Regions from separate parts of the Homo sapiens genome. Here region 1 is linked to region 2. Evidence: chromatin loops called from intact Hi-C (ENCODE). Cell type or tissue: heart left ventricle. All regions are shown on one strand.

Region 1 (4,000 bases), 59 kb before region 2:
AGAAGAAGATAGCCTACCACATAGGTGACATGTCAACTTAGCTGTTACATAGGGATACAGAGCTCAGAGAAGACCACGCCTAACATACTACTTTAGACTATGAAGGCATTTCACCCTCCAAACCTAGAAGGCCAAATGCAGGATGAATGGTCATGTCTTGCAGTTGAAACCTTGAACTTTGAGATAGGATCGCACTCTGTCGCCCAGGCTGGAGTGCAGTGGCAAGATCACAGCTCACTGCAGCCTCAATGTCCTGAGCACAAGCAGTTCTCCTGCCTCAGCCACCTGAGTATCTGGGACTACAGACACATGCCACCACACCTGGCTACTTTTTAATTTTTATTTTTGGGTAGAGACAGAGTCTCAGAAACCTTGAACTTTTTATAGTAGTTGTTCAATTATGAGTTACCTCTTTCTTGAGCCTTCCCAGCATGTAAAACAAACTTTGTCTTTGCTAGCGCAGACATTTGAAATGGATTTCTAATAGGTTAGCTTCCTTGGACTGAAGCTAGAAAATTGGGAAAAGGATTTTTTTTTTTTATTTTTGGAGTAGCAAGTGTCTTCACAAAGAGCTTAGGACTTGGAGATGGAGGACACAGTACTGAGGTTTTGGAGATGAAAGTCATACGAGTTGCTTTCCTTGAAATGGTGGTACAGAAGAGATAAAACTAACTCATTTGAATTCAGGGAATGCACAGTTTCTGAGCTTGCAGAAAGGCTGAATTTTGAACTGTGCTCTGCACCCCATTTTCTCGATTAGACTATAACATGGTGTCTTGCCCATCCCTTTCTCTACTTCCAGGATTTCTGGGAAGAAAATTAAAATACTTAAAGTAGCACTCAATATTTAACTATTCCAAAGCACTCAAGGTAAAACCCAGTCTAAAGTGGTTCCACAAACATTTTATTGCATTTTCTAAAGCACGGTTCTTATACATCTCTACCAGGCTCAATCTTTAAATGCCTTTTGATTTCCTGTTTCTTGAAACTTATAATCTCAGCCTATAAAAATAATTTTAAATGTCCATCAATTGGATATCGGTTAAATTACAAAATTTTTATAAAACTTAATGATGCATATCTTTTAAAAAGAATGAGGTAGATCTAGATAAAATTATCATAAAAGAATATTGTTGATATAACATTGACAGGAAATAAAGGTTATGGAGGAAGAATTGGCACACGTTTTCTGTAAAGGGCCAGATAGTAAATATTTTCAGCTTTGCAGACCATATGGTATCTGTTGCAATTACTCATCTCTGCTGTTTTGGTGTGAAAGCAGCCACAGACACTGTGTAAATAAATGAGTGTGGCTGTATTCCAATAAAGCTTTTCACAGGCTTTTACAAAAACAGGCGGTGGGCTCACAGGCTGTACTTTGCAGATCCCATTATAAACTATGCAGAGTGGGAAATAATCTGTTATTAAACAACAATTAAATATTTGGAAGGATATGTACCAGACTGTTTCATGATCCTTCTATTCTAGAGATAGAATAACAAAGTGATTTTTCTAGCATTTGGTATGTTACAATGAGCAATGATTGCTTTTATACTGAGCAAAAACAATGAAGGCACTACTATTGTGATGAAAAATCAGATTTTGCACTGTTCTAGGTAGCTTAGTCCTAATAAGTAATATTTAACTATATTTTTATTATGCCCGCAGAGCAATTGCCAGTATTTTATTCTTTGGAGGCAGAAACCAGAAGTACAGAATTAAACATTAAATTTACACAAGAACAGAGTATAGTTACCATCAGTGGTGGCCAAGGTTTCAGTCTTGAATGGAATAATATCTAGATATACAGTAAAGGTCTGTCTTTAGTTATACTCTATCTCGTATTCTAGAAGAAGATGAATCTTAATACAAACTCTTAAGGAATGAAAAACTTAAGATATAATGAAACCAGACCAGCCACAGTTTTAAGGTATTTCTCCGCAACCCAGATTTTGCATTATCAGAGCACTGCCCTGCTCTTGCATGATATTATCCTAGATTAGAATGTACTCTTCATTTTTTTCCCATCATATGGCATTAATAAACACAAATGAAAGGAGAGGTTATCTAAAAGTCTATTTTGTATGATTATTTATTTTGCCTGATGGCAATGTTGAAGATGAGATTTGAGCACGTGGTCTCAGGTGGGTGTGACAGCTCTATAGGTCCCTACTGACCCTGAGGCTCTCTGATTTCATGATTCAGCTGTTGATCAGATTCAGTGCTTTGCAAGGTTCACATCCTTGACTGGTCTTGACACGAAATGAGTGGCCATAATTCCGCATTTTAGATTCAATATCCAGGTGTAATTGACCAAACAAGAAAACTAAAGTGTAGCCCAGATTAGAGCTCATTTTAGTGAAAAAGGAAGCAGGAAGTAAACTCTTAGGTATTCAATGGCCTGTCCTCTGCTTGATTCCAGAATGCCAAGCCAAATATTTCTCCCACCTGTTAACATTTCCATATAAGTGAATCCTGCTTTTGGTGGATTTCAAATAGGGGTTAAATAGGGCAAAACTTATGGTTTCTAATTTACTTCTAATTAGGGGAAAGTCGCTTTAAAACTTTTAGCTAAAATAGGCTTAGTATTTACAAATACAGAAACATGGATTTGAAAATATATATGTAGTGAACATATATTTAGTGGTTCATCAAATTGCTGAAACATTAATTCAACCACTTTTCTCTTAGAGCAATTACAGTTATTCCACTGTCTTTCCACAGTTACAGTGAATTCTCTAATAATCATCACTGCACATATAAATTTGTCCTCCTTTTAACTATGCTGGACAAATGTCTGGGAGGAAATGCCCATCAATCAAGTGGATAAAGGAAATGTAGTATATATGTTCTATGGAATACTACTCAGTTGTAAAAAGGAATAAAATAATGGCATTCACAGCAACCTGGGTGGAATTGGAGACTATTATTCTAAGTGAAGTAACTCAAGAATGGAAAACCAAACATTGTATGTTCTCACTCATATGTGGGACCTAAACTGTGAGGACACAAAGGCATAAGAATGATACATTGGACTTTGAGAACTTGGGGGAAAGGGTGGAGGTGGCAAGGGATAAAAGACTACACGTTGGGTACAGTGTACACTGCTCAGGTGATGGGTGCACCAAAATCTCAGATAGCACCACTAAAGAACTTATTCATGTAGCCAAATGCCACCTGTTCCCCAAAACACTACTGAAATAAAAAAAAATTTTAAATGAAAAAAATGGGGGGGGAAAAAAGTGCTTTGGCACCTTAATTTGTTTATTCATTTGTAAACATTTAATAAGGATCCCACTGTATGACAAGTCCTGTGTTATATGTTGGGGATGAGTCACTAACTTGCTGTGTCACCTTGGACAAACTCCTTCATCTCTCTGGTCTCCTTTGTTCTACTGATGTCCTTAAGAAATCATTCAAAGAATATTTACAGCCTCAAGAGGATCCTAAGGATCCATATTGTCAAGTTGCTTCCAAAAGTTTTAGGCAAATTTGCAATGCTATCTGCACTAATTTCATCACAACCTTGCCAGCAAGGACTTTGTGTCCCATTTAAAATTGTAGTCATTTAAATGAGTGGAAAATGGCATGTGATTGGCTTTTTTTCTTCTTCTTAGATTATTAATGAGGTTGAAGAATGTACAACTTTGGCTCTAAGTCAAATGCAGTTTCAATTCCATATCATATTCTTAGATTTTCTTTGCCAAGAAACTTCTTTTGTAGTGGCAGGAAGTAGAAGAAAGGACAGGAGAGAACAATGCTTTTTTTAAAAAAATCTCATTTTAGAGAAAAAAATGTATTTGAGAAAACTATTTCCACAACACATTGCACATTGATAATGTGATGATGCTTCAAATGTTTTGATTGAATTTTTTCATCTCATTCCCCAAGGAAAATCCTCAATTTCTATTTTTACCCTTGTTCCAAATGCCACATGTATACTTCCATCCCTATTTCCCTCTTGGAGATAATATCTCAAGCAATAAGGCTGTTGCATACC
Region 2 (4,000 bases):
TTTAAAATGCTATGCTGAGTGAAAGAAACAAGACACCAAAGAATACATACTGTGTGATTCAATTTATATGAATTTCAAGTACAGATAAAACTAATCTATGTGATAAAAGAGAAATGTTTGTCTATGGGATTAAGAATTGACTAAAAGAGATAGGAGGAGACTTTGGAAAGTGACAATATTAGTTGAAATGGTGGTTTCATGAGTGTGTATGTTTATCAAAATGTTATAATCTATGTATTTCACTGTATATAAATTTGCCTACAGTAAAAAAAATAGCTGGTAGAATTCAAATGTTATCTAACATAATGTACTTAATTTATCCAATGCCTACATTGAATAATTACAACTAGGAATTTTCATCTCCAGTCTCACGAAAGAATTGAGTGACTATTTCAGCCGTTTGCCTCTTATTTTACCAACTGTGCAATACTTACCACCTGTACTTAATGATATACAATGTTCCCATCTCATCCACAGGAGATAAGTTCCAAGGCCACCAGTAGATGCCTGAAACCACAGATAGTACTGAACCCTATACAGATGCTCCTCAAGTTTCCATGGAGATACCTCCCAACAAAACTATCATACGTTGCAAATATTATAAATTAAAAATGCATTCAATACACCTAACTTACCAAACAGCATTGCCTGCGGATACACTGACAAAGGGATGATTCATGCAGGATAGAGAGGGACATTGTGAAATTTCATCATGCTTCTCAGAATGGCACACAATTTACAACATATGAATTGTTTACTTCTGTTATTTTCTATGTAATCTTTTTGGACTGCAATTGACTGTGGGTAACTGAAACCACAGAAAGAAGAACCATAGACGAGGGGACTACTGTGTGTTTTTTATAAATTGTTTTCTTTGAAAGAGATTGTAAACTCCTTGGGAGTGTCATCTGTATCAGTGGCTCTCAAACTTTAATATACAAAAGAATTACCCAAGGACTTTATTAAAATGCAGAATTTCAGGCTTCACCCTGGGGATATGGTGATTCATTCGATTTGGCATTGATCCACGGAATCTGTTTTAAGGAGCAATCGAAGTGATAATCCACTGACCACCTTTTGAGAAAAAATGATCTATATTGTATTTGAATCATATCCACAAGGCTTGAGTGCTGTATGTGTCAAGAAGTAACCTATCCGATAAATAAATTAGATGAATTTTAATACCTTTGATACCAGTTTTCAACTGTAGCTGTTTTTTTGTGTGTGGGTTTTTTTTTTTTTCTGGACACTGTTAGATAGCATTTCAGGAAAGGATCCTAAATTAAAAGATAATTTTCCCCAGCCCCTTCATTTTCTCCAGTGGGGGAGGGAGAGCACTTTGTCTCCCACAAGACACTTGGCCTGTCTATAGATGTTTTTGTTTATCCCAACATGGGTAGGGGTTGGCATGGCTGGCATTTTTGGGTAGAGGCCAGAGATGCTGCTAAACACCCACAGGACAGTCCCCATGAAAAAGAACTATCAAGCCCAAAATATCAATAGTGAAAGATGGAAAAACTGTAGGATAGTCTTTTTGGAATTTAATGAACCCAGATACTCCTCAGAGTGATTCAGCCTTGTGCAAGCACCGTGTGTCAGGATCTCACCCAGGCACTCTAGGCTGTGCTATGCACTTATGCGTACCCTTCCTGGCCTGGGACCTGAGGCCTGGCTGCTGACGCTCCTTTCCTGTAGGTAGCTTGTACTGACTCCTTAGCGCTTCTATAGCAGCTTGTCTCATTTCTTTGACAAAGCATCTGCCAGCAGCAGGGCAGGGAGCCCTGAACATGGGCCACTCCAAGCTTGCCGACAGCTCTCTTTAGTGAGATTGGAGATGCTCCAGCTGGTCACAGAAAGAGGCAGCCAGCTGGGTTTGAAAGGAAAACAGATTTAATTTTGGTCCCCATTGAAGCAGAAACCAATCTAGAGATGTGCCTGCTCTAATTTGGAATTCTTAAAAGGATAATTGGGGAAACAGGTAGAAAAAGAACCACATAACCCAGGATATAAGGAAGGATGGATGCCCAGTGAGTGCCAGAGTTAGTTTGGCCTATTTTGCCATGATATTAGGATGGGATTAACTTGATATACGTGCATTGGATCTCAGTGGTTCAGCACTTCCTAGTTCTTGGACCTTGGAAATTAAATAAACTGCTATAAGCCTTGGTCTTCAGACTACAGAATGGCAATAATAATGATGCTAATTCCATAGGGTTGTTGTAAAGACTAAATGAGCTAATGCATGTAGAGAAAGATTTTAATGTAGTGACTGGCATATAATAAGCATTAAGTAAATAATAGCTATTAGCCATTATTCTTCTGCACCATTAACCTGCAAAATATGCCAGGCTCCACCAGCCTCTGACTATTCAATAAGTCCCCTTCTACCCTTTTATACCAACAGTATGTTGGCACAAACTATCCCTGCTTTAATAACTGTAAGTTAGCCATTCTCCAAGATACCCATTCATTATTTTTTATCCATTACAGGGTCTCTCCCATGTGCCCACAAATCAGTCTTTCAGCTGCAGCCACCATTATCCCTGACTAATCTTTCTTACCTGAGCTGGCTTCCCCTCCCCACAAACCCATTTGCAACTGTCCCTGCTCTGTCATAGTGACAGTTCAGACTATGGGTCCTTCCAAGCTGCTGGTGTTGGGGAGGTCAGAGTCCAGCTGAGATTCATGCAGAAGAGAAAAAGTATCTGCAATTCTGTCCCTTTTTGTAAATAGACCACAGCACAGTGCATCTCTTATTTAGAAATCTTTGCTGACTGGTTCTATCATTTTGTTCCTTTAGCCCCTGTCTCCAAGAGAACCTCAGTCTAGCCAAAAGATAGGAAGGAGGAGACAAGATACTTTGTAATTCCTATTTTCTCCCCGAAGCCAACACTTCCAGCCAATACTTCTAGCAAGCCTGCCGCTAACCAAGTAAACACCCCCAGACAAACCAACAGCTGCAAACAATTCCTGGAGAGTTCTTCCGAAGTGTATATTTCTTTGATGGTTTCAGGCCCCCCAACTCAGCACATTACAAGGAATTCTATTAGAATACTAGAGGATCAGGACAGGGTCCCAAAAGAGGAGCTATGAAGCACTTGGAGGGGAAGGAGACCAAACCTAGGGAAGGCAGAAAGAAAAGGAGAAAAATAAAGATGTGGAGGACAGGCAGCACATTCCTTGCAGCAGGGTGCATTGGAGCTTGAAGGTTAAGCTTCCCAGGGCTGCAGAGTGAGAAATCAGGGAGGGAGGCAATTGTCTGCTTTGTTTTGACTTGCCGTGGCTGAGGGTAACAGTCAGCTGTGACCTCTTCCTCATGACTAATGCTGAGCAGGCTTGGCTAGCCTAGGTTCCCATGTAACTTATCATTAAGCCAAGCCAAGAACTGGACAACATCTAAGTAGTCCCCTACATGGCTGTTTCTGGGGGTATAGGAGAATAGCATGGAGATTTGTGGGGATCCTGCAGGCCTGTCAGCAACCTCCAGTGCAGTTCTGGGGGTCTACTTTTTAACCAAGTAAAACAGTGAGTTTTCAGTTAATCTCTGAAAAAATTAGTAAAATCCACAAAGTAGTGAGAAAAGAGGACATTCCAGAAAGGAGCTGACTGTGCATAAGTGAGAGCGGCCGAAGTGGAAGCAGAATTAATTTGACAGAGGAGCTGAGAGGGAGTGAATTAAAAGAAATAAAAGATTCCATAATCTTTATTTTTTACCTGTAACAGCTAGAAAGACCAAATTCTAGTACAGTCATTCTTTTTAAACATGGCCATAACAGACTTAAAATTTAAGACTTTTAAAGCGAAGCATTTGAAATAAATTGTGAAATCAGGGCATAGAAGAATTATATCTGAAACTGGAGAAAAGAAAAAATGCCTTCAAGAAAATAGGGCATAGTATAATGCTTCCGTAGCTAAATGTTGCACACAAGGGAATTGGAACACAGTGAATGGTAAATCCCAAACCTCTTCAGCAAGATCATTGTAGAGGAAAATTGTCACC

What was found. Hi-C counts contacts between places; a loop is a spot of excess contacts. Peaks named below come from ENCODE experiments on the same cell type or tissue, not always from the same donor. Only the 100,000 strongest peaks of a DNase experiment are listed, where the experiment ranks them.
Region 1: it touches region 2 in a loop (2.1-fold over the local background); 3 of 110 quality-filtered maps call a loop at or near these places.

What each region holds. Positions count from the first base shown.
Region 1 is chr5:156,413,315-156,417,314 of GRCh38, forward strand. All of the region lies in intron 3 of SGCD (sarcoglycan delta), which reads left to right. Among named protein-coding and RNA genes, the nearest start is that of SGCD, 88 kb to the left of the region's middle. In heart left ventricle, no CTCF peak of the experiment used is centred here; no DNase peak of the experiment used is centred here; H3K27ac peaks cover 374 bases.
Region 2 is chr5:156,472,740-156,476,739 of GRCh38, forward strand. The region is part of intron 3 of SGCD (sarcoglycan delta); the gene reads left to right. Among named protein-coding and RNA genes, the nearest start is that of SGCD, 150 kb to the left of the region's middle. In heart left ventricle, no CTCF peak of the experiment used is centred here; a DNase peak (open chromatin) is centred at 1,752; H3K4me3 peaks cover 218 bases; H3K27ac peaks cover 2,732 bases.